Regions from separate parts of the Homo sapiens genome. Here all the other regions are linked to region 1. Evidence: chromatin contacts called from ENCODE Hi-C or POLR2A ChIA-PET data. All regions are on one chromosome and are shown on one strand. Each heading gives the region's core, a stretch centred on a gene start or an enhancer-like site at or near the end of the contact. The rest is flanking DNA. Distances are from core to core; before and after follow the strand shown.

Region 1 (2,874 bases), core at 242-2,741:
TCCCCCCAAGAAATGCTGATTTTGCCAAATAAGGGCATTTTAAAGCCTTCCATCTACTATAACAATGATTTCTTATTTTAAGTTTTTTTTAAGAATTAAGGAATAACTGACATACGATAAACTGCACATATTCAAATTGTATAATTTGATAAGTTTTGACATATATACACCCATGAAACCATCAACACAAGACAGAAATTATCCACCAGCCCGGAAGTTTTCTCGGGCCTTTTTGTAACCCCTTTCTTGCCACCCCCATCTCCCCTACCCCAGGTAACCACTGATCTGCTTTCACATTTTCCAGAATTCTGTATACATGGAATCATATGATATGACTCTCATGGGTTAGGGTCATCCATGTTATTGAAGGTATCAATAGTTCATTCCTTCTTATTATTGAGTAGTATCCATCATACAGATACACCACAATTTGTTTATCCATTTACCTGTTGATAGACATTAGGATTGTTTCCAGCTTTTAGCTATTACTAATAAAACTACTATGCATATTCACGTACGAGTCTTCAGGTGAGCACATGCTTTCTTTTCTCTGGGAGTGAAACAGCTGAATCATATGATAGGTGTATGTTTGACATGTTTGTATCATTTTACATGAGAGTTCTAAATCCTACACATCCTTACCAACAGTTGGCATGGCTGGCTTCTTAAATTTTAGCCATTCAGATAGGTGTGTAGCAGTACCTCACTGTGGTTTTGACTTGTGTTTCACTAATGACATTGAAAAGATTTTTTCTTGTGCTTATCTGCCATTTGCGTATCTTCTGTGGTGAAGTGTCTGTTCAAATCGTTTACCCATTTTTAAATTTTGTTTTCTTATTATTGAAAATGCCATCAGTTTTAATGAGTGGAGCAAGACTGGTAACTGAGAACTGCAACAAAATTTTACAATTCATGATACCCAAGAGGATAAAAAAATTCACAAAGATTATTTTCCAAAACTTGTGTGGAGCGAAAATATTCTCCAAATGTTATGACAAATCTGAACTTCTTTTAAAGCTTGAAAAGGATTTAATGATATTTTATCAGTATTGCTGCTAAGTCTGCACAGGTTCAGACTATTAGTAAACCAAATAAGCATATTTCGATGTACTCTATCGGTACCCAAACCATCTTAACCTCTCCTTCGTGCATTAGTTCAATTACCCAAGCATCTATCCCTAAGCCACATTTCACACTTTGCACTAATTATACTCTAATCCCATAGATTCCATTTTACTAATTATTTCTTATGTCAAATTTGTGCCCACATTCAAAAGGTGATGAAGGCCAAAACCTCTATCGCATTTTTTTATGTCAACAGTAACAGATAAAATGTGATCTACAAGCATGAAGATGAATTCTCCTTTCCGATCCATAGAGAATGCTAGATTTGAGGGCACCTACAGGCTTTGAGGAAAAGCAGGCCCCATTCGGTTGTGTAGAGCCATCGGTTCGTAGCTCAATTGTTACAGTTGATGTGGGTTTCCTTTTAGATGTCTGGAAAATGACTCTGCTGACCACATCCACATTCTGAAATACTTTTTGAGAACTTGTAACCAAACTGCAGGAACTGACTCATTTTGCAGTGCCCAGCCACCACACAATTGTTCCAGAACAGACTCAAGTCAAAGGGAAAAATATGAAGGTCTTAGAACACAGACAGCAAGTTGTCTACTTATATGGGGGGACAACCGGGGGAAATCCCAGAGCACATGGGGCAAAACGGCTCAAGCCCCGGACCAATCTTAGAGGAAGGACCAAACAGAACTCACCACTTCGTGGACAACACATGTGTTTTCCTCAAAGCAAGGGGGTCAGAGGCTGGTAGAAAAAGAAACTTAATGTCTATCTCTTAGACACTAATCTACACTTAGAAAGTAGATTCAGTAGAGAAATGTCTGCAGAAGACTCGGGTTAGATGTTGTCTTGAAAGTCCATTCCTGAATTCCTTGTACTCCCAGCTCCTCTGAGATGGGATGCTCAGTAAGTCAGGAGTATGCCCCTTGTCTTACAGGAGATAAGCCAGCAGGGACAGCATGTCCAAGATGCTAGGCAGAACTGAGGCTGACACTTGAGCTTAGGACCAGAAATTCTCTGGCTCCCCTGGGGCTTCTGTACATCCTCTCCTGGTCCATTTTTACATCTTTCTCTTAATTCCCAATGTGTCTCACCCAAGGGGGTCAGTTTCCCCATGATGTCCCAAATCTTTCTCCCTCTCTCAATGCAGACTTCTTACCTAAGGGGAGGATGAAGAGGAGCAAACTAAGCTCTCCTCCACACAACACTCTATGTTCCCAAATTACTCATTTCTCTACCCCACAAGTGAAACTGATTTAGTCAGTCAGTTTCAGCCAAAGGCGGTGAGGAAATCCGGTCTTGTTGAACTAAACTATAAATGACAAAACCAATAATAACTCTTTTCTGCAGGTGGGTCCCTTGCTAAAAGAATATGAGGGTTAACCCAACCCAAATCTATCATTGACTAATAGAAAGGCTATGTGATAAGAATTAGGTATAGAGTCTCAGGCAGTATTTCAAGTAAGATAAACCTGGACGACACCTATAAAAGGCTATCAAGCCCCTTTCTAAGCCCTGTATGTTGTCGATATAATTACATATACATTTTATGTCTGTTCTCACCCGTGCAATGTCTCTTAACATGTAAACTCCCAGATGACAGAACTTGCCCATTTCCTTAGATTTAGTAAGGGGCATTTAGTATCCGAGTATAATAGTGAAGTAATGACAGGGGGCTGCAATCAAATTATGGCAATCAACTCTACCTTTAAGAAATTACAAAAATGTTTTTAACACAACTTTACAAGAGAAAAGGTACATAAAACAATTTTACCCTTCCCACCTGGCCAATTGCCT
Region 2 (2,874 bases), core at 125-2,624, 960 kb after region 1:
TAACCATGGTGGAAGGCGAAGGGGAGCCAGCATGTCACATGAAGAGAGGGAGCAAGTGAGAGAGTGGGGAGATGCCAGGTTCTTTAAACAACCAGATCCCACCTGAACTAACAGATCAAGAACTCACTCATTAGTGGCAGGGATGGCACCAAGCCATTTATGAGGGATCCACCCCCATTAATCAAAACACCTCCAACCAGGCCCACCTCCAACATGAGAGGTCACATTTCAACATGAGATTTGGAGGGGACAAATAATATCCAAACCATATCAGTTACTCACGTTGAAACATAAATTCATTCATGTTCACTGCTGTTCAGTTATACATTGTGCACTGAGTCTTGTATAAGGGCTCAGTGACAGATTTGCTTTAGAATTTAAGATAAAAATTCTAAATGCAGTGTATTAATATGCCACAGTTTATTAAACCATGTCCCTACTGCTAGACACCTGGGTCTTTTAAATTCACTACATTTACAAAATGTTTGAGTCACATCTGGGGAAATGTTAAATTAGTCAAATGCCAAATTAGGTATACTCAGGCTATTTTGTAAAGCCTTTAAGATGCTCTACACAGCAAGCCACTTAAAATAGAAAACGACAGTACTGAACTATAGCATACAAGGAGGAAGTAAATTTATGGTCCTCCTAGACTTTTTGTTATTGTAATCAAGCATTACATGGTGCTCTGAGTTTCTTGATAACTGAAACAAAAAGGAAGCATTGTGTGCTATTTAATTCTCATAATCTGATAAGAGGGAATAACCAGTTAAGAGAAATAAATGTTTGCTTAATCCTAAATTCTCAAAGCTGTCAGATGGCCCCTTATCCATGGGTCAATTAGCAAAAAAGGATAACATCTTTAACAACCAGTTATATAGAAAATGCACAAGGCAGGCTGGGCATGGTGGCTCATGCCTGTAATCCCAGCACTTTGGGAGCCTGAGGCGGGTGGATCATCTGAGCTCAGGAGTTCAAGACCAGCCTGGCCAACATGGTGAAACCCTGTCTCTACTAAAAATACAAAAAACTAGCTGGGCATGGTGGCGGGCGCCTGTAATCCCAGCTACTTGGGAGGCTGAGCCAGAAGAATCGCTTGAACCCGGGAGGTGGAGGTTGCAGTGGGCTGAGATCACACCATTGCACTCCAGCCTGGGCAACAAGAGTACAACTCCATCTCAAAAAAAATTAAAAAAAAAAGACAAAAGAAAAGAAAAGAAAATGCACAAGGCTTCTCCAGGAGAAATATTCTTGGGTGACCTTTAGCAAGCAGAGGACTTAACATTGAAAGTTTTTTCTGCGGAGGGTCAAGTTAGTGCCCTAGGTTCATGTCAACATGCAGGTCCTACCCAGAAGAGAATATCCATGAGGACTGGACCACTCCAGGAAAGCTGATCTCCTCCAGAACCCGGTGACTTCCCTGTGGTTCGGTACTTTCAGAGACCACACTATTAGTGACTCTAGTATTATTAGGGGATTTTCCTCTCCCTTCTTAATTAACTCAAGGTTTCAAAACGTTTTGGAGAAGTGAAAAGATACTAGTTATTTCTGTGGGTTTTTTTTTTTCGTGACTGTAAAACACCCAAATATAGTATCTTCCTTTTCATTTTTACTCACAGTTGGTAGTTATTTTTCCTAAACCACAGTTACAATACTCTACCTCAATATACTATACTCAATGTTTTCTGCTTCTTCCTACTACTCTAAGTAATGTGCCCCAAACAGAAAAAGTACATTTTAGTATGCTAATAGTTTCAAATCAGTCAGTGTAGTCTAAGAACTACTTACTGGGCACCCACTTTGTATTAGGGGTTTTACTTACAATATTATCTCTTAATTTTCACCACAACTTTATGAGGTAGGGATTATTAACACCACTTTACAGTTAAAAAAAAAAACTGGATCTTCAAGAGTAAGTAACTGCCCTAAGACCACATAGCTGGTAAACTGTAGAAGTAGGATTCCAACTTGCATACTTCCAATTCCAAAGCCAGAGTTCTTTCTGCTATTTCCTGATGTCTCCCAGATGACAAGTAAATTATGGATATTTGGCTCAGCTTTGTAAATAATATACATGCCTACTACGTTGAAGCCCCAAACCTCCCCTCAACACAGGATGCTCTATATAATCTGGCCATAATGAAGCCCCTCCCCAAATTTTATTTCCTACTGGACTCTACAAGGACCTCATCTCCACCCCAATCTAATTTGGCAGGTTTCACTATTGCCTCCATACTTATGGACAACACATATATTTTTTGAGATCCCCGACAAATATTTTTTGAGATCCCCGACAAATATTTTTTGAGATCCTACTATGTCCCAGGCACTGTTCTAGTGTTTGGAGATATATGTCAGTGAACGAAACAAATACAAATTCCTGCTTTTCTGGACTTCGTTATATTTCTAATAAGGGAAGAAACATAAGAAACAAAATAAGTAGATTACATGGTATGTTAGAATACGGTAGGTGCTATGGCTAAAAATAAGGCAGGGAAAGGGTTAAGGAGTGTAGTGTGGAGTAGAGGATTGTGAGTTTAGAAAGAACCAATAGAAATCCTGGAAAAGAAAAACATGACCTTAGCATTTTTATTTCATTTTCAAGTTCAACAGCAGACTAGACACAGTAAAGAGAGAACTGGCAAACTAGAAGATAAATTTGTTGAAAGAGATTCATTCATCAAGCAAATTAATACTTATTGAGCATGTACTATATATCAGACATTGCGCTAGATTAAATTATTCCATCTTGACAAAATTCCTTTCCACTTGGATTATGTTCCCAGGTTTAATTTCAACTCTTTAAGACCCTACCCAAGCTCCTTACTCACATTGATATCTCATTTCTCTCAATAAGTATCCTAAAAATAATTT
Region 3 (2,874 bases), core at 164-2,663, 890 kb before region 1:
CTGAATTGTCTTCGTCATATTTTGAAATCCAAGTTTAAATATATAATTTTTATTGGTTACAGGTGGAAAACCTATTGAAAATATAAAAAACTCCGTTTATAAACAGAATCTTGTCCTTATATGTCTATCAATTTTTTCCTATCCCTGTTATAAGACATACAGCTTAGTAAATAAATTTGCCTTTTGAGAAGAGTAGTCGAAAGGCCTATTTTTTTTTCACCTATAGTAAAGATTAAAAGTCAGACTAAAGCCTTTCCCCTGCACCTGAGAGACAGAACAACAAAATGTTACTGTTGTCTAGGGGTTACAAACCTGCAGGTTTTGGGGGATAGAAAGGATTTCTTGGGCCACCAGCTGTGATGATTTAATTATGTCTTCTCTCAGGTCTGTCCACAAGCAGCCCCTACTTTTGTAAGAAGGCTCCACTGAAATCATGGCAATAGAACCCAACATTCTGCAGATCCCGCTTCACAATTTCTCATTGCTTTTTCTTGTAAGACTGTAATGAACTACTGATAAGACACAGGGTAAACACAGCACGAAAATCTGGCCCCAAAGTGCCGCCAACAGACAGACCTTTGGCGGTGGGGAGCCATGGTCGGCAAGCCAGGCCCCGCGGGCGACTCTTCATTCCCTCCGGCCTGGGGCGTATGGGCGGGGGTCAGGGGAGCCCTTCCCCCTTCACTTTCGGCGCGGGTGAGGTGATCGGGGCTGCCAGCGCAGGTCTGGCCTAGGGCGGCACCCGGACCGCGGGGCACGGGACCGGCAGCCGCTCCCCGAGCGCCCTCCTCGCGGAGGCCATTATTTCCAGCAGTGCCAAAAGTCTGAGCCTTCTTCGGAGGGCAGAGGTCGAGGGCCGTGCGCCGCCTCCCGGCTACGCGACCTGTACCAGGCCCTGTGGGGTCCCGGGACCCCTGGAGCGCGCGCGGGACGGCCGGAGCCGCGGTCTGGGCACATCCCAGAGCTCGCGGGCAGGCAAATGCCGTCCTTGGCGTCTTCGCCCGCCGCTCGCGCCCGCCGCGGGCGGTGCCGGACCTCGCCCTTCCCCACCACTCCCCTCCCCCTCCAGAGCCCGCCGCGGTTCCCGAGGTGACACGGCCCGGACCCTCCATTCTCTGCCCCAGTGTATTTAACCAGCACAACCTAACAGGAAGCTCCCTCTCGGTGACAACCCTTCCCCCGACAGACGCGCCCAGCAGCCAACCACCGGCTAGAATTGGCCTGCGTCCCGCTCCCATCTCGGTGGCGGCCTCGGTGGGCGGGGCTCGGGCAGCTAGCAAGTTAAGTGGAGCCACGGCTGACGTGAGTCAACAAAGGTCACGTGAGGCGTGCGGGCCGCGCCGATTGGTGGCGCCAGCCGGGCGGGGAGGGGGGGTCACGGCGGCGGCGTGGGGTTCGCTGTGTGACACAATTACAACAACTTTGTGCTGGTGCCGGGGAAGTTTGTGTCTCCAACGAATCCCCTCAGTGCTCCCCAGCCCCGCGCGCTCCGGCCGTTCCCGCCGTCCCCGCCTGTGGCTGCCCCCTGCCCAACCCCGCGATGTGACCCTACAGCCGAAAGCCGCCGCTGCCGACCCGGGGGCTCCGCAGCCCCTGCCGCCGCCGCCGCCGCCTTCACCGCCGCCGCGTTGGGATTTTTCGTCGCCGCCGCCCGCGGCGGAGGAGGAGGCGGCGATAAAGTTGGTGTGCTGGTCCCGCGCGCAGATTGGGGGCGTCACTGCGGGCCCCGGTCCGAGGGGGGGTGTCGGCGTTGGAGTTGTGAATTCGCTGCGTTTCCATGAAATCCTGCGGAGTGTCGCTCGCTACCGCCGCCGCTGCCGCCGCCGCTTTCGGTGATGAGGAAAAGAAAATGGCGGCGGGAAAAGCGAGCGGCGAGAGCGAGGAGGCGTCCCCCAGCCTGACAGCCGAGGAGAGGGAGGCGCTCGGCGGACTGGACAGGTACGGGCCGCCGTCACTCGCCCGGTCGGCTCCGGACGGGCAGTAGCCGCTCTCCCGGGAGGACCGAGCGCGGCTTGTCTCTGGCGGCGGCGGGGCGGGCACCTCGGTTTGGCGCTCTTCGCGCCGCCTCCGCTGGGGCCTCGGGCTCGGGCAGGGACGGGTCGGTGGCGTTCCCTGAGCGTTAACGAGTAAACTGTGTCTGTCTCCACAGCCGCCTCTTTGGGTTCGTGAGATTTCATGAAGATGGCGCCAGGACGAAGGCCCTACTGGGCAAGGTAAGGCAGCTGCGAGTCGGAGCGCGGACACCGTCTCCCTGGCCGGCGCCGCGCTCGCCCCGGGCCCCGCGGCCGGGTCTGTGCTCATTGTGGCCACGGACGATGGTCGAGGGGCTTCCGGAAACTATTTCCTGCCTCTGCTCTCCCCCCACCCCCGGGTACCCTGCTTGCTCCCTTGCGAAATCGCTCTTTTCCTCTTGTAGCTGGAGGAACAGAGACGGGATCGCTTTGGGGCCGGGCTCAACTGGGTCGACACAACTGCCTGCTATTTTACAGCTTTTTGAGGGTAGGCCGATGATCTTCGAGGTGCCTGTTTAGGGTCAAGGGATCGTGAGTGTGTTCAGATTTTCCCAAATTTCGGACTTAACTTGCCTCTACGGGTTTAAAAAAATTCTTTTCCTTCAAGCAGGCTGTTCGTGATGCCTACTGCTAACCAAATGTTTTAGGCTTTCTTGTGTCCCCGCTCCCAGAAGGGGGAAGTTTCACGGAGTTTAGGTCGGTGAAGAGTTTGCATTGGGCTGTTGACATGTATCTCGATTGCAGTGTGTGTTACCTGAAGTTAGGTGACTTGTTTACTTTTTGGGTCTTTTTGGCATAGAAATACCGTAGTTATTTGTAAACGTGTTCTCTTCCTGGAGCCTCATTTCCTGTGTGTCTGACA
Region 4 (2,874 bases), core at 213-2,712, 870 kb after region 1:
GGAAGCACAAAAAAATGGGCGGGTTGGGGGGGGGGCGGTGGTCACAGAGTAGCAACTGGAGGAAAGGCACCTCTGCAACTGTTTGAAGTTAAAGATTTAGGTGACAGATTTACGGGTATCAGATTTCAGCCTGGAGAAACAAAAACAAACAAAAAAAAACACGGAGGACCCAGAAACAAATGATTCTAACTTGCTCAGAAAGTCATATGTGAACGCAACAATAAACTGCTGATTTTCTACAGTTTTCACTACATACACACAGACAGACACGCACACACGTGTGCATATACACAGGCATTGGTGGTTTCCTTTCCTCCACACTCCATTAATATCCGGCTTGTGACCTTGTCCTGTTGATATGGTGAAACTGGGATAAATTCAGATTCACACTCTTAGCTGCTCCAAAGTGGCCTCATCAATGAGTGCTCTTCTGTAAACTCAGGGAAGGAAGTGAATGATGTGTCTGCATGTACGGCCAACAGAAATCTCAGCTGTCTGGTCTGGCATGAAAAGTCCCCTGCTTTATCGGGGTGGGAGGCCACCCCCAGGGCTGGGCAGCTTGCCTCCAGCTAGGGTTGTTTTTGTTTTGGTTGCAAAGTCACCAAGACCTCCAGAGAAACAAAGCACTGAGTTTTGTTTTTTGTTTTTTGTTTTTTTTGTCTTGTTTTGTTCTAATGAGTCAAACTTACCAGGGGACACAAAGCTGAAGTCTGCCCACAATATTTTTATGCTTTCCCCACATGAAGCAAAGTTCTAGCCAACAGCTCCCTTCCTTTTCCCACATGAGCTAATATTCTGTAGCTCCCTAGCCATGACTCTGTTTATAGCCTTGGGCTTCAAGACCAGTGAGGAGAATTGTGCTCATTATAAGACATGCCTTCCCATCAAATGTCACTTTTTTGTTTGTTGTTTTTAGGAAGATTATTTAGAAAATGAGGTAAAGAGAACCGCCCTTTTTTTTCTCTGGTGGAGAACAAACATCTGGACTTTCCCTACCTCTGATTTCAGTTTCATGACAACACTGAGCATGTGACCTGGATCTATTTCAGGGGAAACTGCAAGAACCCAGGGTTTCACCCAAAAATGAGAAGCCCATTTATTTCTGTTTTCCTGTTTCTCATGGCCACAGAGTGCACTGAGCCCTGCTGTTAGTGGCTCACTAGAATGAGGAGGTCAGACCAGGAGGAACTGGAGAAATAAGGTCCTCTCTGCACAAGGGCGTGAGTCATTTCTAAGAGGGTGTCCTGGAGAACCAAGCTTGAAGTTTGCATGTTTTTCCCCATATGACAGCAATCTTGAAAACCTTTCAAAAGGTCAGTGGAACTGACTTTGAGGGGCCCTCTGCATGACTGTGTATGAGGTCTGGAAGGAAGGAGGTCAGGGGGAAGCTGTGACACAGCTTCTGGCTAGGGCTGTGGCAAACAGGGTGCCATTAGGAGTGCAGCGCGAGTGGCTGCCAGCCCGTTCACAACACCACATGTGCGGTGCTCTCAGCCCAAGGGGCCCTCTGGGAGCTGACAGGAACACTGAGTTCATCCATCCAGGCCCATCCAGGGAGGTTCCTGAGACTCACTCCACCTGGGGGTGGGGGCTATTTTAGCTGTTACTGCATGGACTAAATACAAGAACCCTCAGCACTTTGGACCTGCTGCTTTCTCACTCAAACATTTCCACAGAAAAGTGACAGTAAGCTTGTTACTGAATCTAATTACAAGCCCAGTGTTCCCAGTGCGCAGGGCTCATGTGATACATAGTAAGTTCTACTACATGACCAGCCAAATCCTTTCACTTATTTCCTGTTACAGATGCTTGAATGCAGAGGTAGGAGCAATGGGAAACAGCAAAGGGGGTGGGGATGTTTTGAATGGTCCAGAGCAAGATGAAATCTCTCCAAATCTTATGATCCAGCTGCTATTGGCCTTTTTTTCTTACAAAATTAATCTAGACTGGCCACAGTTCTGTGGAGGATGCTTTAGAATAGGGCAGCCATGTCCTACCAGAGCCATTATCTTTCCTTTGGTGAAATAAGGACGGCCATCATGTTTTCCCCTGGGGTTTTCTCAGGCTGAGTTTCAAGATCTCCCAAACTGTTATACTCTAAATTAGCCTCGAGGTGCTCAGTTCCTGAACTCCTGTTTTCTAAAGTCCTTAATCAAAGCTAGAGTCAAATAGCAAATTTTCAAAGAGAACTCACTGAGACCACATGCTCCCAACTGACATAATGGCCAATTCTAAGATCATCTCAAAGGTCTTCTGGAGCTCATTAAAGTGGGTGCCAAATCTCCAATGAAGCTTATTGAAAACTCTTCCCAAAATGTCCAGAACTTTCCAGGTCATGGCTTTGTGTCCCTTGAGCAGGGACCTAGAATGGACATCAATGCTATAAATGCCTTATCAGGCTGTGGCCACCCTTAAAGAGAAAGAAACCACAAAAGGCCACAGTGGCACCCCATTGACCCCACACAGCACCACATTTTGCCAGCCTTATTAAATCTGATTTGGTAGATGGAATCATTTAGAAGATCCTATGGAATGTGAAGTCTGCTGCAGACTGCTGCAGGATTAAGTGCAATGATGAGTCAGATTCAAAGCTGACTGGAAAAAAAAGAATAGGGTTTCATGGACAACATACACAGGTGGTCAGTAAAGCTGCCTGTTGCATGCTGCATCTCTCTCATTCCCTCATCCACCCAACAAACACCTATCAGGTTCCTGCATGTGCCAGCCACTGTGCTCAGCACTGGGCATTCAATGCTGAACGACATAGTTATTGACTCCCAAGGTCAAATAATATATTGGTAACACATTTCTGCCCCTATCATAACTCTCCTTTCCCCACCTTGCCTGCCCAGGTCATGCTGACCTGGATAAAGA
Region 5 (2,874 bases), core at 111-2,610, 850 kb before region 1:
GCAGTAGGGCAAAGGGATGAATAGCTTTCTCAGACCTCTTTTAGGTTATTAATCCCATTCATGAGGGCTTTGCTTTCATAAGTTAATCACCTCATAAAGGCCTTACCTCTTAATGCTATCACATTGGCGATTAAGTTTCAATATATTAATCTTGTAGGGACACATTAAGATCATTGCACCTGAGAATTACTTTTACTGGTACTCTTGTTTTTTCTTGTGAATTTTAGTTATTGTCTAGCACCCTTTCAACCTGGATGACTGCCTTTTGTATTTTCCTAGTGACAAATTCAGTTTTTGTTTATATAGTAATGTCTTAATTTCCCCTTTGTAATTAAGGATAGTTTTGCTGAATCTAGAATTCTTGGTTGACTGTTTTTTCCTTTCAACACTTTTACCACGTCATCCCATTGCCTTCTGGCCTCCACAGTGTTTGATGAGGATCGCTTGTATGTGATGAGTCACTTCTTTCGTGTTTTCAAGATTCTGTCATTGTCTTTTGACAGTTTGACTATAATGTGTCTCAGTGTAGAACTGTGAGTTTAATCTGTTTGGAATTCATTGAGCTTTTTGGACGTGAGATTAATTTTTTTTATTACATTTGGAAAACTTTCAGCCATTATTTCTTTAAATGTTTTTCCCCTCTCCTTCTTCTGTGACTTCAATTTTGCATGTTTTGGTAAACTTCATGGTGTTGCTCAGGTTTCTGAGACTCTGTTAATTTTTCTTTCTTATTTTCTTTCTGTTACTGGACTAGATAATCCCAGTTACCTCTCTTCAAGTTCCTGGATACTTCCTGCCTGTTCAAATATTCACTAGAATATTTGAGGCTGTCGAGCCTCTTTAGTGAATTCTTTATTTCAGTTATATTTTCTATTTTGTCCTATTAAAATATAATTTCTCTTTGTTGATATTCTTTATTCTTTGATATATTGACCTTATACTTTAGTTCTTGAGACATATTTTACTTTATGTAAAAGATGTTTTTCATATTTTTGTTTACTTGAGGTCATGTTTATAATAGCTGACTTTTAAAGTTTTGTCTAGTAAGCTCATCTGGGCTTTCCCTGGGATGGTTTCTGTTGATTGCTTTTTGTTCTATGGCTGGATCGTTTTATGTCTCACAATTTTTGGTTGAAAACTGGACGTTTTATTGTAATGTAGAAACTGAAAGCAGAAGGTTCCCCCTTTGCAGTATTGGCTTTTGTTTCTTGTAGTTGTTTCTTTGTTTAGTGACTTCTCTGAATTAATTTTTAAAAGTCTGTGTTCTTTGTTATGTATTACCACTGAATTCTCTCCTTGTTTATTTTAGTGAGTGACTTCCTCAACTGTCTGGGACCACTAAGTCTCCCAGTCTTTGCTGAAGGGTGTTCTGTGCAGTCAGTTGACAACATTGCCATAGCCATTATTTTGATTGTGCAGAGCCTCATGGTAAAGCGGAGGTGAGCACCTGGGGACTTCTCAGATTTTTCTGGGCGTGCACACAGCCCCTTATCTGTGCTTGGCTTTCTTGATTATTAGGTTTTTCATATTTTTGTTGGAGCTTTTAAAACTCTTACAGACATCTCAGTCTCCTGCTTTTCCTTCTGAAGTTTTTGGTTGGTCTTTTGTTTGTCTCTGTTGTTATCCACTGCTTTAGCCAGCCTCTAAGCTAAACAATTCCCTGGAATTCTTTTCAACAAATGGCCTTCAAGTAAAGGGATTTCACACTGGTGAACTCTATTTATGTGAAATACCTAGCTTTGCAAGAGGGATCTTCCAGGGAACATTTATACAGGTGAATTTTCTGGGAATGAGGCTTTGATGGAGCTTCAGCCTCATTGTACTCCCTCTGCTGGCTTTTCAGGCTGCTGGATTTTACCAGAAATCTATTATGCTGTTTGTTTTCAAGTCTACTGCAGAGCTGTATGGAGAAAATGGGACTAGGGCAAATTAAAAAGCCACAAAGCTTTCTGTTTTTACTAAGATTTGGCCATTTTTCTTCACTAAACGCTTCCAAGATTCCTGCAAGCCTTTGATTCGTTTCCAGAGTTATTATAAAGTTAATTCTGAAACTATTTGCTCGTTTTCTCATGGGAGAGGAATTGTTAGAGGTTCTTAAGCCACCATTTTTGCTGATGTCACGCTTCATTTCTTTCTGAAGGTTTTAAAATTATGATTTCACACAGATCTTTCAGTTCAAATTCAGGACTACAATGTTTTGTTATCAATTTTAAATATGTCTTTTCTTCTATGTTGAAAATTTTGGTTCTCAAAGACAACATAATGACTCAGTTTCTTTATCACATACTACATACATTAACAGTGTTGGAATAACAGTACCAGCACTACCATGAGCTACAGTCATCTGCCATGTAACAATATTTTGGTCAATGATGGTAAGGTTGGTTCCGTAAGATTATAATACCATATTTTTACTGTACCTTTTCTATGTTTAGATATGTTTAGACACAAATATTTACCACTGTGTTACATTGGTCTGTTGTATTCAGTACAGTAACATGCTGTGCCAGATTTGTAGCCTAGGTGTGTAGTAGGATATACCATCTAGGTTTGTGTAAGTATACTCTATTGTGTTTGCAGAGGGATGAAATTGCCTAATGTTGCATTTATCAGGATATATCCTGGTCTTAAGGGATGCATGACTGTACGTGGTTTCGAATTGTAGCTTGAGGATTTTTTTGTAGTTCTTTTATTTTTGTCCCTAAGGTATTTTCCACTGGGAGTATTTGGTTAAATTGCTGTTTTAAAGTTCTTTGAAATAATTGTTCTATGTCTGGTTACGTTATCAGCTGGCTACATAGTAAGGTTTGTTTGTTTCATTTTGCTTTTGGCTTTATAAAGATTGCTTTTTTAACTTCATAAAGATTGCTTTAT
Region 6 (2,874 bases), core at 268-2,767, 820 kb after region 1:
AAATCATCATAATGGAACTGGAGACTGGGAAGTGACATGAAGAACCTAAGATTTCAGCAACCATTTCAGGTTGATGATTATGAGGTTATCTTGATGCTGATCTGTTCTGTGGGCTCCCAAAGTGCTGAGATTACAGGCGTGAGCCACTGTGCCTGGCTCACACCTGTGGAGAAATGTTTCGCAGTGGTGTTTGCAGGCACAGAGAAAGCCAAAAGCAGGGTTTGGGGGATTTTGCTAGATGAGTAATGAAAAGGCAGAGGGCACGTGAGTTTAGCTTATTGGAGGGAGTGTTATTAAAATAATGGTATGGCATCTTTCAGCTGAATATGAAAAATTGAGAAGAAAGTGGGGGTGGTGGTCAAAAAGTGGAGGTTGGAGAATAGGGAAGATTTGAACAACTGGCTGGAAGAAGAGGGGAATTGTGGAAAGAAAACGAAATGCTTGAGTCAGTGGTTTCACAGGTGGAGTAGCTTCCGTGATGAAAAAGACCAGTGGAGAGCATTGCATATGTTCTCACTCTTCCAATTTGAACACCTTCCCCTGGTGGAGATAAGTAGATATGCTTTCTATGTTTTATTAACTTTACAACACCTTCCCCAAGCTGGTGAAAGGAAGCTCTCACTTCCTTATTCATTAGCCTGATGAAACAGAGCAAAATGTATCTTTTTTGGTTCTGTTTTGAATTTTAGTAACTCTAGTCTTCATCTGCCTGTTGGACTTCCTGTCTCTTTTTCATCTATCTTTGGGTACACATTTCTTCTTACGGGTCCTTTTAAACACCGAGCTCCTGAGAAAGGTCACCATTCTACCACTTTGATTCTGTAAATGTCTTTTGCTCATAGGTGTCAGAATAGGCTGGGTTATACTGTGGTAACAACCCCCAAATCTCGCAATCCCAGGAGGTACATGGGTACTAAGAATTATTCACATTTTACAAATGACCAAACTGGGCCCCAGAGTATTGGTAAAATGTGCAGAGCCCATCAGCTGGTGAAACCCTAAGGAACACAACACTTAGAATTTCACAAAGGCTAGACTTTATGAAATGTGCTGCGTGGATGCAGTAGTATCTCCAACCCCCCTGGACCGCTCTGCCACGTACAATCTTCTATCTTTCAGTCCGGAACTCAGTAACACCCACTCCAGGGCTGATGGGGGCGCTGGATGTATAGTGGCGAGTGTTTATCTGCCTAGGATAGCGATGGCTAGGCAGGGGACATAAAACAGAAGAGGCAGTGACCTTCTCCGGGTGGGGTCTATGGCCCTTTACTGGGTACATTCTGTACACACAGGCCCCTCCTTTGCCTGAAGTCATTGATGAAGACTTCATTACGGAGGGTTTGGGGAAAGGTGGGGGTCTGGCTGGGTAAGCCGGCGTCCCAGCCCCGCTACAGCCCCGCCCAGATCTGGCAGAGCCGTGGGCGAACCCAGGCGGGCAGAAAGGCGGGGCGGGCGGCTGCCAAGCCGGCCAATAGGCGGCTCTCCGGCTGCTAAGCCGAGAGGGCAGGGGCGCCGTCAGTAGCACCACCGCCTTCCAAGTTTCCCCTTGTGGATGCGCGGCCCCGCGGCTCTGCTCCTCCCGGCGCAGAGGGGCCGGGAGAGGCCACAGGAGCGGACCTGGCACGGGATTTCTGAGGAACGGGAGAAGACTGGCGCCCGACCCGCTCTGGAGGGTCGGTGAACGATGAAGGGCCGGCGGCGGCGACGCCGAGAGTACTGCAAGTTCGCGCTGCTGTTGGTGCTGTACACGCTGGTGCTGTTGCTCGTCCCCTCCGTATTGGACGGCGGCCGCGACGGGGACAAGGGCGCCGAGCACTGCCCCGGCCTGCAGCGCAGCCTGGGAGTGTGGAGCCTGGAGGCGGCGGCGGCCGGCGAACGCGAGCAGGGAGCGGAGGCGCGGGCCGCCGAGGAAGGGGGCGCGAACCAGTCTCCTCGGTTCCCAAGCAACCTCAGCGGCGCTGTCGGGGAGGCAGTGTCTCGCGAGAAGCAGCACATCTACGTGCATGCCACCTGGCGCACCGGCTCGTCCTTCCTGGGCGAACTCTTTAACCAGCACCCGGACGTTTTCTACTTGTATGAGCCCATGTGGCATCTATGGCAGGCGCTGTATCCGGGCGACGCCGAGAGCTTGCAGGGCGCGCTGCGCGACATGCTGCGTTCGCTCTTCCGCTGCGACTTCTCCGTGCTGCGGCTGTACGCGCCGCCGGGGGACCCCGCTGCGCGCGCCCCGGACACGGCCAATCTTACCACGGCCGCCCTCTTCCGCTGGCGGACTAACAAGGTCATCTGCTCGCCGCCACTGTGTCCTGGCGCACCCCGTGCCCGGGCCGAGGTGGGCCTCGTCGAGGACACCGCCTGCGAGCGCAGCTGCCCACCCGTGGCGATACGCGCCCTGGAGGCCGAGTGCCGAAAGTACCCGGTGGTGGTCATCAAGGACGTGCGCCTGCTCGATCTGGGCGTGCTGGTGCCCCTGTTGCGTGATCCAGGCCTCAACCTGAAGGTGGTGCAGCTTTTCCGCGACCCGAGGGCGGTGCACAACTCGCGCCTCAAGTCTAGGCAGGGACTGCTGCGCGAGAGCATCCAGGTGCTGCGCACCCGCCAGAGGGGCGACCGCTTCCACCGTGTGCTGCTGGCGCACGGCGTGGGTGCTCGCCCCGGGGGCCAGTCTCGCGCGCTGCCCGCCGCGCCGCGCGCCGATTTCTTCCTGACCGGTGCGCTCGAGGTGATCTGCGAAGCCTGGCTGCGCGATCTGCTTTTCGCGCGCGGCGCGCCCGCCTGGCTGCGGCGCCGCTACCTGAGGCTGCGCTATGAGGACCTGGTGCGGCAGCCACGCGCCCAGCTGCGCCGCCTGCTGCGCTTCTCCGGGCTACGCGC
Region 7 (2,874 bases), core at 222-2,721, 790 kb after region 1:
GCATGGGGGTGCACAAATAGGTGTGCTAGGAGAGGCCAATCCTCTGTGGCTGGCTGTGATCCTTCCCAGCCTCATCCCGCCTTTGCAGGTACTACAGCAGGGCACCTGCCCCCATGGGGGACATCCATGCCTCCATCCACCTGTGACTTTCACCTGTCCCTCCTCCAGCAGGAATCAAACTGCACTGTCACATGGTCCTCCATGGCACCTGGAAGTAGAGCCAGCTTTGCTCTGTCTCAGCTGAAGTGAGGGACAAAGGCCACTACGGGTCCAGCTCTTCTAGGACCTGCTGTCCCGTGAGCCTCCTTTGCTCTGAGGATCTGGGTCTGGGCTCTTGCTGAGGCTTCTCCTCCAACTCGCCTCAGCTCAGCGTACCTCTCTTGTGTCCAAGGCGGCAGGACCAAGGGATTCAGAGACAAACACACCCCAGTTGGGGCCATCACTATAGCACTAGATCTCTGCCTGTGACCCAGGGAACTCACCTCTTCCTGGGGCCTCAGCCTAAGTCTTCTGCGACTAAGTGGGGAAGCCGAGGCACAGATAAACTGGAGTCTGAAATCGGTGAGCAGTGGTCTCAGGTCTGCACTCTGACCCTGGAAACACAATGACCACAGGAGATTCAATTAGCAACACCTATGCTCCCTTCCATGCAGTGAAGTTGAGTGAAACCCAAAGGTTTTTACCCAACAGAAGAGGGACAACCCCTCATTCTAGTTTTAAGAGTTAACATTCATGCACAGCTCAATTATCCTCAGTGAGCGAAACCCTGCCTTCCTGAGTCCGGGCTTTGGAATCAACTGACTGGCTGCTGTGCCACTTTTATTCACTGAAGAAATGATTGCCTTCCATGAGCCGGTTCTCCGTGTTGCAAATCCATCAGTGAACAAAATCTCAAATTCCCAGCTCCAGATTTCTAGTCTGGAGGAAGAGACACACTGGAAACAATAAACATGATAAACAAAGTACAGGAAAAGAAAAAGAAAAAGGATTCCTCGGGTTTGCTACCTACGGGACTTTGGACAGGTTGCCAAGCCACACTGTACCGTTTTCTCTCTATAACATGAAAATAATCATCGTAACACCTCACAGGGCTCCTGCTAATGTGAAACATTTGCAAGAGTGTCTGGCAGTTACCACCGGGTGAGGATACAAGCGCTGAGTGACTCAATCAATTAGTCACTCGCTGGCCCCGAACCTCGCCCCCAACACTCACGCCCACCGCCTGTGTCACTCAATCCCCACAAGGACGCTCACCCGTGGCCCCATGACCCCACGGCCCCGTAAACTCCCGTCATTCCTCCCGTCCCCCCTTCCCCCGATCAAAACCATCACCACCTCACCCTCCCGCTTACTTCACTGCCGACAGCCTGAAACCTCAGGGGCGGATGACAACAGCCAGTGTGAACGAAGCGCCACCCTCCGGGTCAGCCGAGCATTTCCGCTTCCCACAGCCCCCTGGGAACGTGAAGTCAAAGCAATGCGCACGCGCAGTGGCTTTGAAGGCGGGGCAACAAAGCCTGTGGCCGATGTGGCGCTCCTCGGCCCGCGCTTCAGTGGTTATGACAGTGTTCGCTCTAAGGGGAGAAGGAATGTGTGACCATTTCCAACGGTAAGTCGTACAAAAGGTCCGGGGAGGCGTACCTGGGCGGCGAGAGGCGAGAGAACTCCGCGCGGGCTTTCCAGTGCCCAGGCCCCTGCCGGCTCCGAAGCCGAAATCCCTTCTTCCACTTCGTTCTCTTGCAGTGGACGTGGGGTGTTCCCACCCCTCTGTCCCCAAGGCCACTGTTTCTGTCTTCCGCTCCTAGGAATAGGAAAAAGAGTCGCGCCTCTGGCATCTGTGGCAGCTCCAGAGCGCGGCCCTCTAGGGTCCAGGCAGGCCACATGGAGCGGGGCCCTAGGCCTGGCTCAGAGCGTCCTAAGAGCAACAGGTCTGGCTCAGTCGGGGAAGTGGCCTGGAAGAGGGGCTTTGGAGCCGGGCTTCAGAGCCAGCAACCTCCCGAAGTGAGGGAAGAAAGCCTCATTCTGATTGTTCTCTACCCAGTGGTGGGGCTCCGGTTCCTAGGATCTTAGACACCCTGGGAGAATCTGGATTTTACTTTTTAGCGGAGAGGTGTTTTCTCTGAGAATGCCAGCCAGTGGCAACATGGCCCGCTAAAAAGGCCTGTAGTAAACTTGAGGAAAGTTTTCTGTTTCCTGTCTGGGTCTGGGAGAAAGAGAACAAGTGTTGTTCTCCATGCTTACTATGCCTGCCTGGTCACCAAGCGGGCCTCTTTGGGTCAAGTATGACAGAGTCTCCCTCAGGTACACAGCAAACCCTTCTGTGCTAGAGCCAGCTGGTGCCAGACACTGTTCATAGATGTGTCCAAGACATTTGTGTAATCTATCAGACACGTATTTAATTTCCATTTGAACATGAGTGTTTTTCCTCTTTCTCTTTCTCCTCTCAGGTTAACTTGCATTCCCCAGATAGTTTGGATGAGTTACAACCTAAATCTGCAAACTCAATACAGCCAGACCCTGGGAAGTGACTCTCTCCAAGCCTCCTGTACAAGTCCCAGGAAAAGAGCCTGTTTTCCCTTGGACATGTGAGCAGTGAATTACTGCTCATTCAGAATTTCATGTGTATGTGTTACTGATGGCCAGGTTTAGAGATACCAACCTATTTATTTCTAGAGGAGAGGTGATTTGATAACCTTTTCAGATATCACTATCAGTAGGCAGAAAAGGGTTAATAGTATGATAGGGTTAATATGTCCTGAGGAGAGTAAAGAAATTGCAAACTGCAGAAGCACCTGATCTGTGGCCCTGGCCAGCATCTCTCCATATCCTGATTCTGTAAGATCAAGTGTTTATGCAGAAAGAGAAGGGACTGAT

Evidence for each region. A loop is a pair of places that touch in the nucleus more often than their neighbours do. ChIA-PET counts read pairs that join two places held with the same protein, here RNA polymerase II (POLR2A). Pooled maps may share reads with other maps.
Region 2: a pooled map shows a loop between it and region 1 (13-fold over the local background). The contact joins two enhancer-like sites. A Hi-C loop is called at or near these places in 17 of 37 single-sample maps with no recorded cell type and 8 of 50 pooled maps.
Region 3: a map of B cell shows a loop between it and region 1 (14-fold over the local background). The contact joins the promoter of KDM6A here to the enhancer-like site in region 1. A Hi-C loop is called at or near these places in 1 of 168 maps with a recorded cell type or tissue (B cell), 5 of 37 single-sample maps with no recorded cell type and 9 of 50 pooled maps. POLR2A ChIA-PET finds 5 or more read pairs at or near these places in 1 of 52 experiments (BJ).
Region 4: a map with no recorded cell type shows a loop between it and region 1 (12-fold over the local background). The contact joins two enhancer-like sites. A Hi-C loop is called at or near these places in 7 of 37 single-sample maps with no recorded cell type and 7 of 50 pooled maps. POLR2A ChIA-PET finds 5 or more read pairs at or near these places in 1 of 52 experiments (activated B cell).
Region 5: a loop to region 1 is called in a pooled map, with 7 times the contacts of the local background. The contact joins two enhancer-like sites. A Hi-C loop is called at or near these places in 4 of 37 single-sample maps with no recorded cell type and 5 of 50 pooled maps.
Region 6: a loop to region 1 is called in a map with no recorded cell type, with 6 times the contacts of the local background. The contact joins the promoter of CHST7 here to the enhancer-like site in region 1. A Hi-C loop is called at or near these places in 17 of 37 single-sample maps with no recorded cell type and 12 of 50 pooled maps.
Region 7: a map of natural killer cell shows a loop between it and region 1 (5-fold over the local background). The contact joins the promoter of ZNF674-AS1 here to the enhancer-like site in region 1. A Hi-C loop is called at or near these places in 2 of 168 maps with a recorded cell type or tissue (CD8-positive, alpha-beta T cell and natural killer cell), 1 of 37 single-sample maps with no recorded cell type and 7 of 50 pooled maps.

The regions. Positions count from the first base shown.
Region 1 is chrX:45,756,925-45,759,798 of GRCh38, forward strand. It overlaps MIR222HG (miR222/221 cluster host gene), which reads right to left. Exons shown (of 2, transcript NR_170290.1): 2 at 1-2,874. Among named protein-coding and RNA genes, the nearest start is that of MIR222, 11 kb to the left of the region's middle. Within about 2 kb of position 1,492, at least 12 of the 41 ENCODE cell types and tissues checked have a DNase peak (open chromatin) inside an H3K27ac peak, as active enhancers do; they include B cell, CD8-positive, alpha-beta T cell and natural killer cell, where a contact is called at or near this core.
Region 2 is chrX:46,712,322-46,715,195 of GRCh38, forward strand. The region is part of intron 1 of SLC9A7 (solute carrier family 9 member A7); the gene reads right to left. Among named protein-coding and RNA genes, the nearest start is that of SLC9A7, 45 kb to the right of the region's middle. RefSeq lists an enhancer at 1,824-1,923. Within about 2 kb of position 1,375, at least 3 of the 41 ENCODE cell types and tissues checked have a DNase peak (open chromatin) inside an H3K27ac peak, as active enhancers do.
Region 3 is chrX:44,871,775-44,874,648 of GRCh38, forward strand. It overlaps KDM6A (lysine demethylase 6A), which reads left to right and starts at 1,414. Exons shown (of 30, transcript NM_001291415.2): 1 at 1,414-1,938; 2 at 2,150-2,213. The coding sequence starts at 1,778. RefSeq lists silencers at 604-1,103, 1,354-1,583, 1,924-2,183, 2,224-2,303, 2,314-2,413.
Region 4 is chrX:46,627,754-46,630,627 of GRCh38, forward strand. The region is part of intron 14 of SLC9A7 (solute carrier family 9 member A7); the gene reads right to left. Among named protein-coding and RNA genes, the nearest start is that of CHST7, 55 kb to the left of the region's middle. Within about 2 kb of position 1,463, at least 17 of the 41 ENCODE cell types and tissues checked have a DNase peak (open chromatin) inside an H3K27ac peak, as active enhancers do.
Region 5 is chrX:44,902,896-44,905,769 of GRCh38, forward strand. The region is part of intron 2 of KDM6A (lysine demethylase 6A); the gene reads left to right. Among named protein-coding and RNA genes, the nearest start is that of KDM6A, 31 kb to the left of the region's middle. Within about 2 kb of position 1,361, at least 4 of the 41 ENCODE cell types and tissues checked have a DNase peak (open chromatin) inside an H3K27ac peak, as active enhancers do.
Region 6 is chrX:46,572,248-46,575,121 of GRCh38, forward strand. It overlaps CHST7 (carbohydrate sulfotransferase 7), which reads left to right and starts at 1,518. Exons shown (of 2, transcript NM_019886.4): 1 at 1,518-2,874. The coding sequence starts at 1,685. RefSeq lists silencers at 2,536-2,585, 2,706-2,765.
Region 7 is chrX:46,544,019-46,546,892 of GRCh38, forward strand. It overlaps ZNF674-AS1 (ZNF674 antisense RNA 1), which reads left to right and starts at 1,472. Exons shown (of 2, transcript NR_015378.3): 1 at 1,472-1,609; 2 at 2,448-2,874. ZNF674 (zinc finger protein 674) reads right to left here and starts at 1,403. Exons shown (of 6, transcript NM_001190417.2): 1 at 1,353-1,403; 2 at 483-593. RefSeq lists enhancers at 777-1,976, 1,592-1,741.